Regions from separate parts of the Mus musculus genome. Here region 2 is linked to region 1. The links are chromatin loops, found by intact Hi-C in ENCODE. Cell type or tissue: left cerebral cortex. All regions are shown on one strand.

What was found. A loop is a pair of places that touch in the nucleus more often than their neighbours do. Peaks named below come from ENCODE experiments on the same cell type or tissue, not always from the same donor. Only the 100,000 strongest peaks of a DNase experiment are listed, where the experiment ranks them.
Region 2: a loop joins it to region 1, with 2.1 times the contacts of the local background. A loop is called at or near these places in 3 of 42 quality-filtered maps.

What each region holds. Positions count from the first base shown.
Region 1 is chr5:129,530,098-129,538,097 of GRCm38, reverse strand. All of the region lies in intron 7 of Sfswap (splicing factor SWAP), which reads right to left. Among named protein-coding and RNA genes, the nearest start is that of Sfswap, 33 kb to the right of the region's middle. In left cerebral cortex, a CTCF peak has its summit at 1,393 (motif pointing left); DNase peaks (open chromatin) are centred at 3,387 and 4,211; H3K27ac peaks cover 4,046 bases.
Region 2 is chr5:129,461,427-129,469,426 of GRCm38, reverse strand. No RefSeq gene overlaps it. Among named protein-coding and RNA genes, the nearest start is that of Gm34468, 28 kb to the left of the region's middle. In left cerebral cortex, a CTCF peak has its summit at 3,501; DNase peaks (open chromatin) are centred at 2,913, 3,430, 3,908 and 4,019; H3K27ac peaks cover 1,351 bases.

The DNA of each region.
Region 1 (8,000 bases):
CTACTCACAGGGACACCTACCACATCTCTTCAGCTGGTGGGGCTGGCAAGAAGACAGCCTCACTGGCACCTCTGTTTCCCAGCACTGAGCACTCAGTGTTTGTTTGGTCAAGAAACACCGTGTTGTGCTGATAAGACATCCAACGCAGTAACTTGGAGACCCACCCTATAAACACCTGATAATACTGGACACAGTATCACTCAAAACTTAATCGACAGCATTTGCTGTCACCTGCCTCCCTCTGACCTCTTACTCCATGTGACACTTAGGACTTCAATTCACACCTCAGAGACACCTGTGTGACCTCAGAAGGACTTCAGAGGAGGTAGCGTACTGATATAAAGTACCTCGTACCCTGGCACCACACAGACTCAAGAGACCCATGCTGTAACCACCGTGCACCTGCTGTTCCTAGAGCCCCATGCACAGTGTCCGGGAGGAAGCTGGACCTGCCCTTTCCTGCCAGGAGCACCTAAGCTGTGGACAAGGCCCCAAAATGGCCTGAGAGACAGGATTCCTATTAGCTCATCCTGTCCCTTGGCTTCTGCCTCTGGCATGTACACCCGTGGTAATTCCCTGCTGTAGGCCTGATACTGCCCCCAAAGCGGCACATCGCAGAACCAGTGGCAAGTTCTTGTCAGCTCCTGATGCACTCAGTGAGTATAGCTTAGCTGTTCTGTTCTTCATAACCCAGCACTGAAATACTGCACAGTGACTACAGTTCACACTAGCCCAGTCCCGGCTAAGAGTCTCCATGGGTACACACTCTGTGGCAGTGGAGTCTATAGCACAAGCATCTATAGCCTTATCATCAGCTGAGCCCAAGGCACAAGTTCCCAAGCACTTATTAGTTCTAACATCACACACCAAGAAGAAAAGTGGATCTGTCTGTCTGTCTGTCTGTCTGTCTCTCACACACACAAAATCATATACATGAAAATGCCCCACACTCACAGGCTTTCTGATTTTATAATATAAACTATAAATATACTATTTGACATTTTATAATCTTACTTTAAAGCTTTATGGTAGAAATCTTTCATAAAACTTAAGTATTTTTATAATATCTTTGCAAAAACTTGAAGATGGCTTCAATTTTGCAAGATGAAAGAGGCGCCAGAGATCAGTCAAGTAACAATGTAGATGTACTTAATACTACTGGGCTGTCTATTCAAACACAGTTCACAACATTATCCAAAAAGTCACACTTAGAATACTGCAAGTCATGTGGCTAAATAAGATGCTATTACAAGAAAAAGAGGGAGTTGCTAGAGAGTCAGCTCCGTGGATGAGAGTACATATTGCTCTCACAGAGGTTCCAAGTTTGGTTCCTAGCACCCACACTGGCTGGCTTATAACCATATATAACTCCAGTTCTAGGGGATCCAACTCCCTCTTCTGGCCTCCATAGGCACTGCACACATACACGCAGATAAACACTCATGTATATAAAAGAAACCCACAACAACAACAAACAACAGCAAACTTTTAAAAAGTGGCACCTACTACAGAAGATCTGGGTAGTATAGCCCTGCAATGCAGGTACCTGGTTCAGGGCTGCCTGTGATCTTTGATGCTAGGCTGCCATCCTCAGGACAAGCCAGAGGCCTTGCTACCTTCAAATGATACACAGAACTTCCCAAGGGTACTGCTTATTTCTCCATCTCGACATGGGGCCTTGCTCTGTTCCCAGAATGGCCTCTAAACTTTGGTCTCTAGTGAGCACCCTTCCTCAGTTTACTGAGGAGACAGGAGTACAGGAACAAAGCACCATGACTGACCAGGTCTGGGTTTTTAAGTGAGTGAAAATAGGTGATAGTATGCTAATAAATGTATTTCTTTGAGTACTGCAAAAATCCACACCAAACGAGGCAACAGAGAAAGTGCCCCAGGTTCCCAGGCCATCTAGGCAGTAACATGGAAGGAAGGGTGAGCTGCTAGCGTGGAGGCACACCTGGAAGCACTTTTCCAGCTATTCACAAGCTTACATGTGCAATAACCCAGAGCAAGGCTGGTGCCATCTGCCTAACCACCCAGGGCCCTATGCTTGCTAGGCAGCTACTCCACCAACAGAGCTACACTCCAGCCCTATCTAATCATCTTCCAGAGCCTTCAGCTCTTGAGCAGGTATGTGCTGAGGATCCTGAAACTTTCCTAAGACACAACTACGACATTAAAGGAGACATGTTTAAAAAACTCACAGGTCACAAGCTGAGAGCTTCTGAGAGTCAGCAGTGAGCCACCTTCCTGGCCGTCCCTGGTGCTGCACCCTGAAGGAAGATGCAGGGCCACTGACTCTGCTCTGAGGCTATGTACCATTCAGGCAACGCCCTCAGTCCCTCCTGTACCATTCATGCCATGTCCTTCCACCTCCTTCCCACCTCTAGCTGGCTGACAGGCACCCCTCAGCCTTTCCCAAGGCTAAAGGCTTGCATTCTATTCCCGTCTCCAGTCCTGGGCTACATCTAAGAACTCTTCACTCGGCACTCTTAACTGGAGAGGTCACTCATGTTCCAAACCAACTGTGTCCAGAACTGCATTGGGCTTTCATCTACACCCTTTCTGTCCTACAGCTCTGGTCTAGGAAATGTCATGCCTCCAGTCAGATTTCCTGGGCCTCTTGGCTCAGCAAGCTTCTGTCTGGGAGGTGTTCCCACAAGCTCCTTCTTCCTCCTCTTCTGGGGCCTCTGTGAGAATCATCCCAGCTCATGCCAGCTTTCTCTAAGTCTTTGGTCAATCCCTTCCTAGGATTCTTGGTTGGAAACCCCTGTATAGCCACTGTGCTGTGGGAACATCTGCCATTGTAAACAGCACTGAGCCCTGCATGGCTATTTATTACACACAAATACTCATAAAGGCTTAACTTGCAAAGCAGTCACAGGAAGAGTGACCACAGAAATGATTAATGGAGTTAAACTACTACAGTAATAGAAGTTAGGCGAGCAGGCTATTCACCCAACATCCTGCTGTGCTGTGCACACCCGTCTTGGTATAATTTAAGATGAAACAGTGTATTTGTGATGGTACTAGGTGGCCTGGGCACAAGGATATAGCAGTGGCAGATGACTTTAAAAGGGTCTTTTGAATGTAAACCCCTAGCCACAACACATGAGGACAATTCCTAAGTGACTAGTGGAAGGGAGACTAGCCTACAGGCTGGGTCAGCTGGACGAAGGGGACAATTCCGGTCCCGGTGGGAAGGTCTGTGACTGTTCAAGATCTTATCATATAACTCATTATAGCAGTGCACAATTTTAAAATTTTGAGTTGCTTTATTTCTGGAATTTTCCATTGAACATCCTCAGACTGGATCCCACGGAAAGCAAAACTGCAGATGCAGAGCCTGCTGCCTCTTCCCTGTTTCCCATCTGTTTTGTTCTCTAGCATGCCAGTGCCAAATGGAAAGGCTGTGCAAGCATTCCTGACATAGCACTGGCATGGACACACTGTTCCATGAATGCTCCAGTTGTACAGGAGAGAACAGGCAGTATCAGCCGAGGGCAAGGGCTGGGAAGTTATAGCACAGAGCACTCCAGACTGGAGGGAAAAACACATCTACATCATACTAGGTCCTTCCCACTATCTATCTAAGGGTTGAAATAAAAAAATGTATCTTCCAGCATAGTCTCTTGTAACAAGTTGTAACAAGGATGTGCCCCAGCAAACAAATGAGAACCCCAAAGAGACAAACACAGGAGCTAGTACAGTCGGGCGATGGAGAAGCCACAGGAAAGCCTAAGGCTGGAGGCTGACAACACAGCCCCAGACTAGAGTAGCAGACTGGGAAAACAGCTGCCAGCAGCTAACACACAGGTGTACAGTGACGGATGGACCAGCTTCTGTCTTTGGCTTCAGCAGCAGCCACCCAGGCTTCGAAAGATGGCATTATTAGAACTTAAGATGATTCATCTTGACTGGTAGGCCTGTAAGGGTATTTTCAGGAAGGATTAACTGAGGGGAGAGGACCCTCCCTCAGAGTAGGTGGCACCTTTCTGCAGCAAATCAAACAGGAAGAGGCGGTCCAAAAGAAGAGGCACTGCTGCCCGGTCCACCTCTGCTTTTTGCTTGTAAGTGCACCCAGTTCTCCTATTACTGCTGCCATCCATCATCTGACTCAGCCTCTTCGGCCTTGCCCCAGGGGGAGAAGACCAATGACTCCCCAGTACTCCCCTAGGCTTTCAGTGGGGACTCCAGCAGCCTTATGAACTGTGCACCTATATTTGGTTCTCAGCCTTCAGTGGGTAGATGGCTATTATGACACTACCCAGACCAGTCTGTGCCAGTCCTGTGAATCATCTTGTAACATACACACTCTATTCTTTTGTCAAGAGAACCATGCCTAATACAGACTGTGGTACCAGGAATGGGTCCAAAATAACAGCAACAATCCCTGAAACAATCCAGCTGCTGTGCCACTTGGAACACATGGTCTAGCAAACCTGATGGCACTGCTGCGTTGTCAGTGCTACATGGGGTAATGGTTGGGTCCTTTGAGGACCGCACAGGGGAATCACAGTGGAGGCCTTTGGAACTTTGGAACAAGGCCTTGCTCTCACCCACAGACAATGATTTTGAGAGAGAGCTCTTGGCCTGCTATGGGGACTTAGTGGAAACCTGAGAATCTGACAATGGGCTATTACCACATGACTTGAATTGCCCATCATAGGCTAGGCATTACCTACTAAGCCATAAAGTTGGACATGCAAAGCAGCAAAGCGACATCAATCGGAAGTGATAATATTTATGTAACTGAGCCCAAGTAGGTCATAGATGAAGTTACCCAAATGCCTATGGTTCCAACTACTCCAACAATGCCTTCTGTCTCCATGAACTCACTGCGTCAGGAGGCATGTTCTGTGACTGGACGACTAAAGAGAACAAAAGTGAGGCCTGATTTATGAATAGTGCTACCCTATGTAGAGTCCATTCCCCAGAAGAGGATAGCTAACTGTAGTATTACAGCACCTTTCTGGGACAACCCTGAAGGAAAATCCTGTGGTAGGCACAACTTTGGGCAGGGCAGAGTTGTATATTTTTAGTATTATTTTTATTCTCTTTATGCATGCATGCATGTTATTGGTGTGCACTGAGGTCAAAGGACAACCTGTGGGAGATAGTTCTCTCATTCTACTATATTGGTCCTGGGAATTGAACTCAGGTTGTCAGGCTTGGTGGCAAGCAAGCACCTTTAACTCAATAAGCCATCTTGCTGGCCATATACATTTCATTTGGACAGATGTACAATTTATACACTGACACAAAGGGCATGCCCAGTAGTTTGGATGAACAGCTGCAGACTTGGAAAGAACATGATTGGAAAATTGGTAAGATAGACATTTGGGGAAGAGGAATATAAACAGATCTCTTCAAATGAAGTGAAGATACTTGTGTCCTGTGTAAATGCTCATCAAATGGTGACATCAGCAAAGGAGAATGTCAACAAGCAAGCAGGATGGCTTGCTTTGTAGACAGAAGTCAACTTTTCCTGGAAGGCCATTCCTGTCATTACCCAATGGACCCATGAACAAAGGAGTCACAATGGCGAGGCGAGGATGATACATGGGATCAACAACTAAAGCAGCTGGCTTGACCAGATGATGGAATGGCTTTTTAAAGACACAGCTATATGGCCAAGTAGGCAGCAGTAGCCTGAAGGGCTGGGGCAGAGTCCTCTAGAAGACTACAATGCTCCGATTCAGTGTTCAGAATATGGTAGTTTCTCCTATAGCCAGGATTCATGGATCCAAGACTCAAGGGATAGAAATGGGAACGTTACCACTCAATACTACTACCCCCAGTGGTTCACTAGCAACATTTTGCTTTCTGTTCCTACAATTTAATGCTGTGCTAGCCTAGATGTCTTGGTTCCAGAGGAAGGAGTGCTTCTGTTAGGAGGCACAAGAAGCATTACATGGATTCAGTTAAACTAGAAGCTAAGACTTTCCCCTGGCCACTCTGGCTCCTGATGTCCTTGAATCAACATTAAGAAAGGAGTTACAATGTTTTTAGAAATAATTGCTCCAGACATCACAGAGAAACTGGACTGCTATGGAGAAAGGAAGAGTAGAGTCTTTCTTGGTGTGACCATGTTCTGAGTTAAGTCTGAAACTGTAACAACTCGATCCAGGCAGGATGGTAAAGGAGCCAGAACCTTTCAGGAGGCTGAGGCAGGGAGGACATAAATCCTCAGCCCTCCTGTGTTACAAGTAAGTTTCAGGCTACTCCCACAGGTAAAGAAACAGGACTTGCTGAGCATATGAGCTGGGAAGTAGAAAAATATAAACAACTGTAGCCAAGTAACCAATCACAGAAATGAGGAATGTAACTGCCGTGAATGTTTCTGTCTTACTTTGTTAAAATGTTCATGGCTTTATATGTATGCATTAGTAAGCAGATATTTGTGTTTTCTTTCTTTCCCTATTCTATTACCATATAACATTAAGAAAATGTCAGAACTTAAGTGTTGTCGCTCTGTGTATCATATTTAAGTTATAGAGTATAACCTGAAGATATCTGCTCTGGGGGAAAAGTTGATGTTTTCAGCTGTTTATCTAGGAGGGTCTGTGAGTGCATTTCCAGGAAGGATTAAATGAGAGGTGACCCATCCACCAAGTGTGTAGCACTTTCCTGTGGGTATACCAGATACATAAAGATGTTTGAGGCAAAACAGTGTTTGCATGTCTATGTGCCCTCATTTTGTTCTTTCTTTCTTTTTTATGGATGAGTGTTTTGCCTACATGTTTGTCTCTGCATCAGTGTGTACTTGGTACCCTTAGATGCCAGAAGATGTTAGATCTAAGACTAGGATTACAGATGGTTCAAATTGAACCTGGATACTCTGAAAGAGGAGCCAGTGCTTTTAACTGCTGAGCTACCTCTCTCCAGCCACTTCCCTTCATTTCTTGCTGCTAAGTCTATCTAACTCATCTCAAGATCTGATTGATATCAGACTCCAGCTACGTTGGCCTTCCAATACGTACTGACGACTGACAGCTCTGGAGTCTTCCAGGTCTTCAGCACCACACTGACTGCTGAAGCAGTTACCAAGTTCTCATTCTCTCTGGTACACAGAGAGCAACTGCTGGACTACCCCACCACTACTGTGCAGATTGTTGTTATGACTCCCTTTTAATACACACACACACACACACACACACATACACACGTTTGTTTTGTTTTTCGAGACAGGGTTTCTCTGTATAGCTCTGGCTGTCCTGGAACTCACTCTGTAGACAAGGCTGGCCTCGAACTCAGAAATCCACCTGCCTCTGCCTCCCAAGTGCTGGGATTAAAGGCGTGCACCACCACTGCCTGACTCTAGAATATATTTTTATATACATATCCTCTACCTGTTTGCTCCTCTAAAGGCTTAAGACAACCAAAAAAAAAAAAAAAACCACCAGGTGGGAGTGTTAAACTCTGGGCATGAGAAAGCTTGAGGGGCACTTGCAAGTAAAGAGATTGCTGTCTGTTGCAGAAGAAGATCCCAGAGCACCTAACTTCAGGATGTGGAGGAACAGAGGTGTAGCCACAGCAAGGGTGGATAGAGTCGACCCAACTTCAGAGACTAGTGTTTCAAGTAATCCTGGAACCCAGACTGGCTCTGGGAGATGGAGTGCAGACATTTTTCATAACAAGTATGCATTTGACTTTCAAAGTATAGATATGTCCCGCTCTAATTAAAACAAAAACTTAGCATGTACTAATTATAATCAAAGAAATAAGAAACATCTTACCATATTCATCATGTTCTTGAACTTGTAGCAAAGAGAAAGCACAATACTGATACTTTTCCCCAATACTGGTGATTAAACAAAAAGGTGTGTGTGGTATGTGTGTGCATGTGCTACATGCATGTGAGAATGTGGTTATCAGAGCAGGATACTGGGTGTCACCCTCAGTTGTCTTCTCATTTTGAGCCAGGGTTTCTCATTAAATCAGAAGCTCACCATTTCAGTTAGGCTGGTAGGCCAGTGAACTCCTGGGACCTTCCTGTCTCC
Region 2 (8,000 bases), 69 kb after region 1:
CTGAACTATAAGAAAGCAGGCTGAGCAAACTATGAGGAGCAAGCCAGTAACCAGTGATCCCCCTGTGGCCTCTACATCAGTTCCTGCCCTGCTCGAGTTCCTGGTCTGACTTCCTTCAATGGTGGATTGTGATGTGGAAATATAAGCAAGATAGTTTCTTTTCTCCCCAAGTTGCTTATAGTCACGGTGTTTTAAACACAGAAATAGAAAACATGAAGACAGTCACCAAGACAACACATCAGAGTGCCAGTTGGTGATACTGGAGACAAAAGGAAGCAGACAACCTCTGGATGTGTGGTCAACAATGCCTAGAAGGGCCTTAAACATGGTACTGACCTCTAGCAAGTGAAAGCAGGTAGGATAAGAATTAGTCCAGGGGCTGAGCTGGACCAAACTTAGGGGAAGAAGATGGGTGCAAACAAGGAGACTAAAGGGGACTCAGCAGACACCACATCCAGGCTGAGGTCTGTGGAATGCATAGAGATAGTAGTGGCAGGGATGTAGGGTGGGGTGCAGGATGGAATGCAGGATGGGGTACAGGGTGGGATGCAGGGTGGGGGATGCAGGGCAGGTTTCAGGGCAGGGTGCAGGATGGGATGTGGGGTAGGGTGCAGGATGTGAAGCAGGGTGGGATGCAGGATGGGATGTAGGGCAGGGTGCAGGGTGGGATGCATTGTGGGATGCAGGGTGGGGTGCAGGGTGGGATGCGGGAAGTGCAAGGGGGTACAGGATGGGGGATGCAGGGCAGGGTGCAGGGCAGGGTGCAGGATGGGATGCAGGATGGGGTACAGGGTGGGATGTAGGATGGGATGCAGGGAGGTGAGGGCAATGATGAGATGCTGATGCAGGAGCAATGATGACTGGGATGAAGACATGCATCAGCACGGTAAAACTTACCTTCTGATGAGTGTGGTCAGGTGTTGGGTTGCTGGGCTCCACCTGTTCATTCTGCAGACATGGAGCTGACACAGTGGTAGGTGCCATCTCTCACTAACAAGCCCCTCATCTGTAAGTTACCTGGTCCAGGGCTCTGGGCCTTGTCTGGTGGTCCCTAAGAACTCACCATTCCTGATGATCTCCTGAAGAGGGACCATTTCATCCTCATTTGTTATTGATAACAACAACACATCCTCATTCAACACTCTTATTCAACCACAATGGGGATGGTAAGGCCAACCCAAAGAGAGAAGTAGGTGGCCAGGAATTCAGAACTCTGATTTATTTTCTTCCCTGGGCCATGCCTCCTTGGGGTAATGTTACTTTTAGGTACCTCCTCTCTGGGTTCCTACTGGCTGTCCTGTGTACATATCTACCACAAGTCACATACAATAAGAAAGGCCAGAGTCTCTCACTGGCATGAGATTGGTCCTGATGAAATCCCATTTCTATCATACTGGGGAATGAGCAAGGTGCTGATGGTCTGAGAACTGATCCTGGGATCTGCCCCTGGACTGGAAAGGATCTCAAACTCTAGAACAGGTGCACTCTTAGGGTGCTGGAATAGGCACTGGGGAAAAGGCTACTGGGTAGAATTCACCCCCAAAGCTGACTGCTTTGCTGTCCTGTGGAGGGGCACAGCCTAGCAGTGGAGAGACCTCCAGGCTGCATAGTGTAGGATGTGCCTGCGGTGGAATCCCTCAATCTATAACCACCGGCTCCATTGCCCTTGAAGGTGCCAGTCTCTGGAGTCAGCTGAGGAAGGAGACCCCTGGGGTGGAAGGATGCTTGCCAGGGCCCTTTCCTTCCCACCAGAGCCTGCCAGGAGCGGAGGCTCTCCATGGAGCAGCAGACAGTGTTGTAAAAGTGTCCCCGATAATAAACTGAACCACGCTGCTGTAAAGTCTGCAGGAAGCGCACACAGTAAAGCAATTAAAGTGACGTCCTGCGTTTGGTCCCAAGGATGGGATGGATGAGGACCGGTGAGGACGTTCATCCTTTACAATAAGTGTCAACTGACTATTAAAAATTAAGTCACCAAGTTACAGTCAGCTCCCGGGGACACATCTAAATCATTTGAGCCGTGAGGATCTGCTAATCTAGGACTCCACCCTGATCAGCACAGGGTAGATCTGGCCTTGACAGTTGAGGTGCTGGAGTTGCCTGAGGTTCATGGGGGTCTACAAAGACAGACAGACAGACAGACAGACAGACCAATATAGCTCAACGTTCTTGCTTCTCTCTCTAACACAATCCTTTCTGAAAAGGGGGTGTACTTTGGGTGGACATAAAGGGAGGGGGACTTGGGTTTAGACGCTCCAGGCTCTTTTTTTTAAAGATTATTAATTAATTAATTAATTAATTAATTGTATGTGAGTGCACTGTAGCTGCACAGATGGTTGTGAGCCTTCATGTGGTTGTTGGGAATTGAATTTTAGGACCTCTGCTCTCTGTGGTCAACTCTGCTTGCTCAGTCCCTGCTTGCTCTGGCCCAAAGATTTATTTATTATTATACATAAGTATACTATAGCTGTCTTCAGATGCACCAGAAGAGGGCGTCAGATCTCATTACAGGTGGTTGTGAGCCACCATGTGGTTGCTGGTATTTGAACTCAGGACCTTTGGAAGAATAGTCAGTGCTCTTACCTGCTGAGCCATCTCTCCAGCCTCCAATGCTCCAGGTTCTTATCTCAGGTCCTTTGCCTGGGACAGAGACAAGGTGTGATGAGGCTCCATGAAAGATCCTCAGTCTTGTGTGAGACTCCCCCTGCCCTTGGTCTGTTGGCATGCATTCTGTGATGGGACTACTCTCCATCCTGTGAGTGCTATGACTGATGCTGACTGGTCCACTCTCATCTGATGGCTCATGCTCCATCCTGATTGGTCCACACTCCAGCCTGTATATTCCATGGCCCATCTTGATTGGCCCAGGTCCATCCTGCTTCCCCATCCCTTTCATTCTGTTTGGTCCATGTTGTATTTGACAATCCAGGATCCTGAGGTGTGTTATCCCAAACAGCATGTTTGGTGTTTTACCAAAAAGAAAGAGAAGCCAGGGATATGTTTGGTAGCGGTGTGGTATGGTGGTGTGGTATGGTGCAGGGGAAGGGGGTGCCTCTGCGGGCCCACGCTGAGGCATCCCTTTTCCCTTGAGGTACCAGCCATATGATGGATATAGTATGGAATAGAGTTTATTCAGGGCATGGGGCAGGGAGTTGGGAAAGGACTACACACACACACACACACACACACAGATAGAGAGAGAGAGAGAGAGAGAGAGAGAGAGAGAGGAGTAGCGGCTGGCCATGAGCACCTGGAGAGAGGGGGGGAGGGGAATGGGGAGAGAAGGGGCAGAGAGGGAAGAGAGGAAGAAGAGCCAGAGAGTGAGAAGGGGCAAGCAGCCCCTTTTATAGCGAATCAGGCACACCCGACTGTTGCCAGGTAACTGTGGGATGGAGCCTGGAAGAAATGCTAACAGCACATACCACAGATCTGGAAGGAGTTGGGAATCCACCCACTCCTCACCTCCTTGCAGCACATCCTCAGAGGAGAGACTCTAGGGAAAGCAGGTGCATGGTATCCTTAGGCCCATAGGAGTGCTTCAGCTCTCTCCAGGGAGAAAGGGCTCCTGATGATCAGGTTGGGATCTGAGGGGGAAGTTCAAGTTCTCTTCAAACCCAAAGCTCCCCTCACTGACCCAGTCCTGCCCATGACCTGCCATCTCCTTCATCGAGGGCAGGACTCTGCTCCAGGAGTGGCTCCTTCCTGTCGCCATCCAGGGACAGACTGTGCAGTCCTGGAGTCTCATTCTGAACTTGCTTTATAAAAACCAGGTGGGCATGCTGTCTGACTGTCTTCTGGAGCTGAGATCTCCTTGCCATGCTCTGCCCAAGATGGAGCCTTCCAGAGTCTTCCTGGAGAGGCCGGCTGCTTCACAGAACCTAACAAGTCAGCTGTCCAAGAGTGGGACAGGAGAGCATGGCGTCGTGTGTGTCCACTTCTGCTGCACAGCGCCCAAAGCCTCCAAATAGCACCTGTCCTCTAAATAAGCCCCTAGGGGGAAAATGCTTCAGGGAGGGTTCACAGTCAGCCTAGGCTCAGGACCCAGTAGCATCAGAGCTGCTTGGTTCTATTATCTGTAACACAGGCTGATGATGGCATCTGTGCCGTGGGGAGCATGGGATTGTGGTCCTGGGGAATCACGTAGATAGTGAATAGTTTCCTGTGCCAAGACAGGGCACGGGGAATAGGCACCAGTCATGGTGCCTTGTGGTGCCACTTGTAGTCATTTACGTCAGTGACAGAACAGATATCTGAGAGACACAGAAACCTAGTGTCCCAGCTACCTCCCTGTCCAACTGCTTGCTGTCACACAGAGTCTGCCATATATACTCAGGATGACTTGAGAAGTAACTTTTGACTTGTGACCCAGGGGCACCTGGTTCCCATGAGACCTGACCTCGGGGGACTTGTCAGTTCTCTGCTCTCTCAGGTGCCCACACTCACATCTCAATCACATGCCCAAAGTGCCCATCACCTTTCATGCGTGATGCTGAACCACCTTGAAGAGCAGACTGGTGTGTGGTCAAAGCCTCGGCCCAGAGGAAAAGTCTGGCTTTTGGTTTTTTAAACACAAACCTGCCCCATGCCCTTGATACACACAGAGCAGTAAGTTCTACCGACCTCAAGTCACATCTCAGACCAAATCTGTGGCTCTTGAGAGAGAGAGAGAGAGAGAGAGAGAGAGAGAGAGAGAAAGAGAGAGAGAGAGAAATAGTTAATTAGTGTAAGAATGCCATTTCTTACCCCTCTTGCCTGAAAAGCCCAATTATGGTTCCTCAGGGAGCTTCACACTGACAGTCCCCGAGTCCCCAGGGCCCCAGCAGGAGCTGGCATCAGCATGGAGGCAAGCTGGAACAGCTCTGGGCCTCTGAACCTAAGAGGGAGGAGCTGGGGGCTCCAGTACAGAGGACCTGGACCTGACCTTGGCCCAGTCAGCACCCGGACCAACCCCCAAACACTCTGAGACCCTAGGATCCTGGAAAGTGCTAGAAACAGATAGGAAGGCCATCTGAGATGTGGCTATGGGAGTGTCCAGGACTCCAGGGGAAAACTGTTGGGGCTGGTGGCTCCTTCCTGGGACTAGAAACTCAGATGCCCGCACCACACTGAGACGGAGAGAGTCCATCGCCCGTGCTGATCAGCGTCAAGGACAGTAAGGTCTCTCCTGGCCCTGTCACCCTTCTTCACTCCTTCATCAAGTGTGAACAACTGAGATGATTTCTGTATCAACTATTATTATGGATCACGTGTTTGCTTGTCAGGCCATTGGCCAGAGGAAAGAGACTTTCCACCCCACATCGTCTTAGCAGTTGAGCAAAAATGACCTCAGACCTTCTGTGAAAACCGCCTCCAAGTGCATCAAGGGCATTGCGTGGAATGCAAGATTGTAATTTCTCAGAGGAGAAAGGGACCATTTCTGCGACCTTGACATAGGGGAGGCTGAATGCTAGAGCCATAGAGAAAAATAGGTCGATTTCATCAAAGTTAAAATCCTTCCCTCTGCAGAAGACTCTATTAAGGGAGTGACAGGCCAGCCACAGCTGGGCAGGAAGCATCTGCAATTCATATGTGACAATGCACTTGTGTGCAGAACATAAAAATAACCTCAGAGGAAACAGCAACCAAACAAAGACCCCAGTGTTCTTTAACCGGCAAGCGTTTCGCACAGACATTTTCCTCCGCGGGGTACAAGTAGCAAATACAGACGGAAGAAATGCTCAGATTCATGAGTTAGGAAGAAACTGACAGTGAAGCTGCCGGCAGTGCCACACACATTGGTAGTGTTAAATGTCAACCTGGTAGAATCTCATATCACCTGGTAGATCTCTGGGCATATAAATGGGGATTGTTTAGAGTATATAAGCTGATGTGGGAAGACTTACCTACCGTTGGTGACCTCATTCCATGACTGGAATCCTGGACTCCAGATAGGTGAAGACAGGAAATTGGTCAGCAGCATGAATTAATCCCTCCCTGTTTGTGAAGTGTAGATGCAATGTGACAAGCCATTTGTCTGCTCCAGACACTACACTTTCTCTGCTTGCTTTCAAGGCTTCCTCACCATGATGGGCCGTGTCCCTCTCTAACTCTAAGTGCCCCACCAAGCCCCTTTCTTTCTTGGGTTGCTTTTCTCCCAGTATTTTATCACAGCAGAGAAAGTAACCGAGACACAAACACTCATTCGCATGTCCGATTTATTTACTTATTTGTGTGTGTGTGTATGTGTGCGCACAAATGCATGTGCTCCAAAGGGAGTCTGTCTTTTCTTTCCACCACAGGTCTTGGGAACTGAACCCATGTACCTGGGCTTAGCAGCCAGCACCTTTACACATTGAACCATCTTCCTGAAATTTTTTGTTGTTGTTGTTTTGTTTGTTTGTTTTTCAAGACAGGGTTTCTTTGTATAGCCCTGGCTGTCCTGGAACTCACTCTGTAGACCAGGCTGGCCTTGAACTCAGAAATTCGCCTGTCGCCGAGCGTGGTGGCGCATGCCTTTAATCCCAGCACTCGGGAGGCAGAGGCAGATGGATTTCTGAGTTCGAGGCCAGCCTGGTCTACAAAGTGAGTTGCAGGACAGCCAGGGCTATACAGAGAAACCATGTCTTGAAAAACAAAAACAAAACAAAACAAAACAAAACAAAACAAAACAAAACAAAACAAAACAAAACAAAACACAACAAAACAAGACAGAAATCCGCCTGCCTCTGCCTCCCAAGTGCTGGAATTACAGGCATGTGCCACCACTGCCTGGCCCTGAATATTTTTTTTTAAAATGAGCGGCAATAGAAAGTCTGTGCAGTGATGTTCATTTGGTACAGGCCTGGCAGTTTCTGATGGGTTAAATACTTCCCATGAGTCATAGCCCCAGGGCCCACTCAAAATGGATAAAGATGGGTGACAGTGCAGACCTCCACATAGAGTAATGCTCCTGGCCACAGGTCCTGGAATCAATCTGAATGTCCCTTGCACTGTGGCTCCATGTGGACTCATGGCCCATCCACTCAGCAGTCAAGGCTGAGCTCTGAGTGGGGCTGATGGTGGAGGCAGGGCAGTGTGGACCAGTCTGCAGTGAGTTAGGGCAGCCAAGGGAAGGAGAGCTCAGACTCCACAAGGCTCCATTCCAGGTCCTGATGCTTGGATGGCTGGGAACAGTGAGCAGAGGGAAGGTACCAGGACTGAGGCATGTGGGACACAGGGCAGGTAGAGGGATGTGGTGCTGTAGGGGACACGGCTCCTACACTTACAGAAAGCCAAGAGCAGCAGAGCACATCCTTCCATGAACACGCTCGCTGTGGAATTACTTGAGTGCCACATGCAGGTCCCTCCCTAGGTGCAGGTCAGGCTGTGAACAAGAGAGGAAAACCCAGGCATCCTACTACATGGGGACAGATAGAGAGCAGACCTGCAGGGACAGTGGCATTGCACAGAGACGAGGTCTCCTATCCTAAGTCACGTGGTCCAACTCTCTTGGGTCATGAAGTCCAGACACACCAAAATGATAGGAAATTCCCACAGATGAGGAAAGTCTGCAAATCTCTTCCCTACACGAAGGCATGTTTGTCGCCTATGTTAAATACTCGGACCTACAATGCTCACTCTGCAGGGTTTATTATAAATTACATATCACATAGTGGAGGTGGGTATTCATGCAATAAGATAAACAGAGAGTGCTGATGTTGTGTTATAAATTACATATCACATGGTGGAGGTGGGATTCGTGTAATAAGATAAAAAACAGAGTGCTGATGCTGTCTTATAAATTACATACCACATTGTGAAGGCAGGTATTCATGTAATAAGATAAACACAGAGTGCTGATGCTGTGTTATAAATTGCATATTACATGGTGGAGGCGGGATTCATGTAATTAGATAAACAGAGAGTGCTGGTGCTGTGTTGATAACGTGTCTGTCAACAACACAGGAAACCTGGTCCAGAAGAACGTGCTAACCCTGGGAGCTTTTCAGACACAATAACCATCTTGTATTTGGACTTGAACC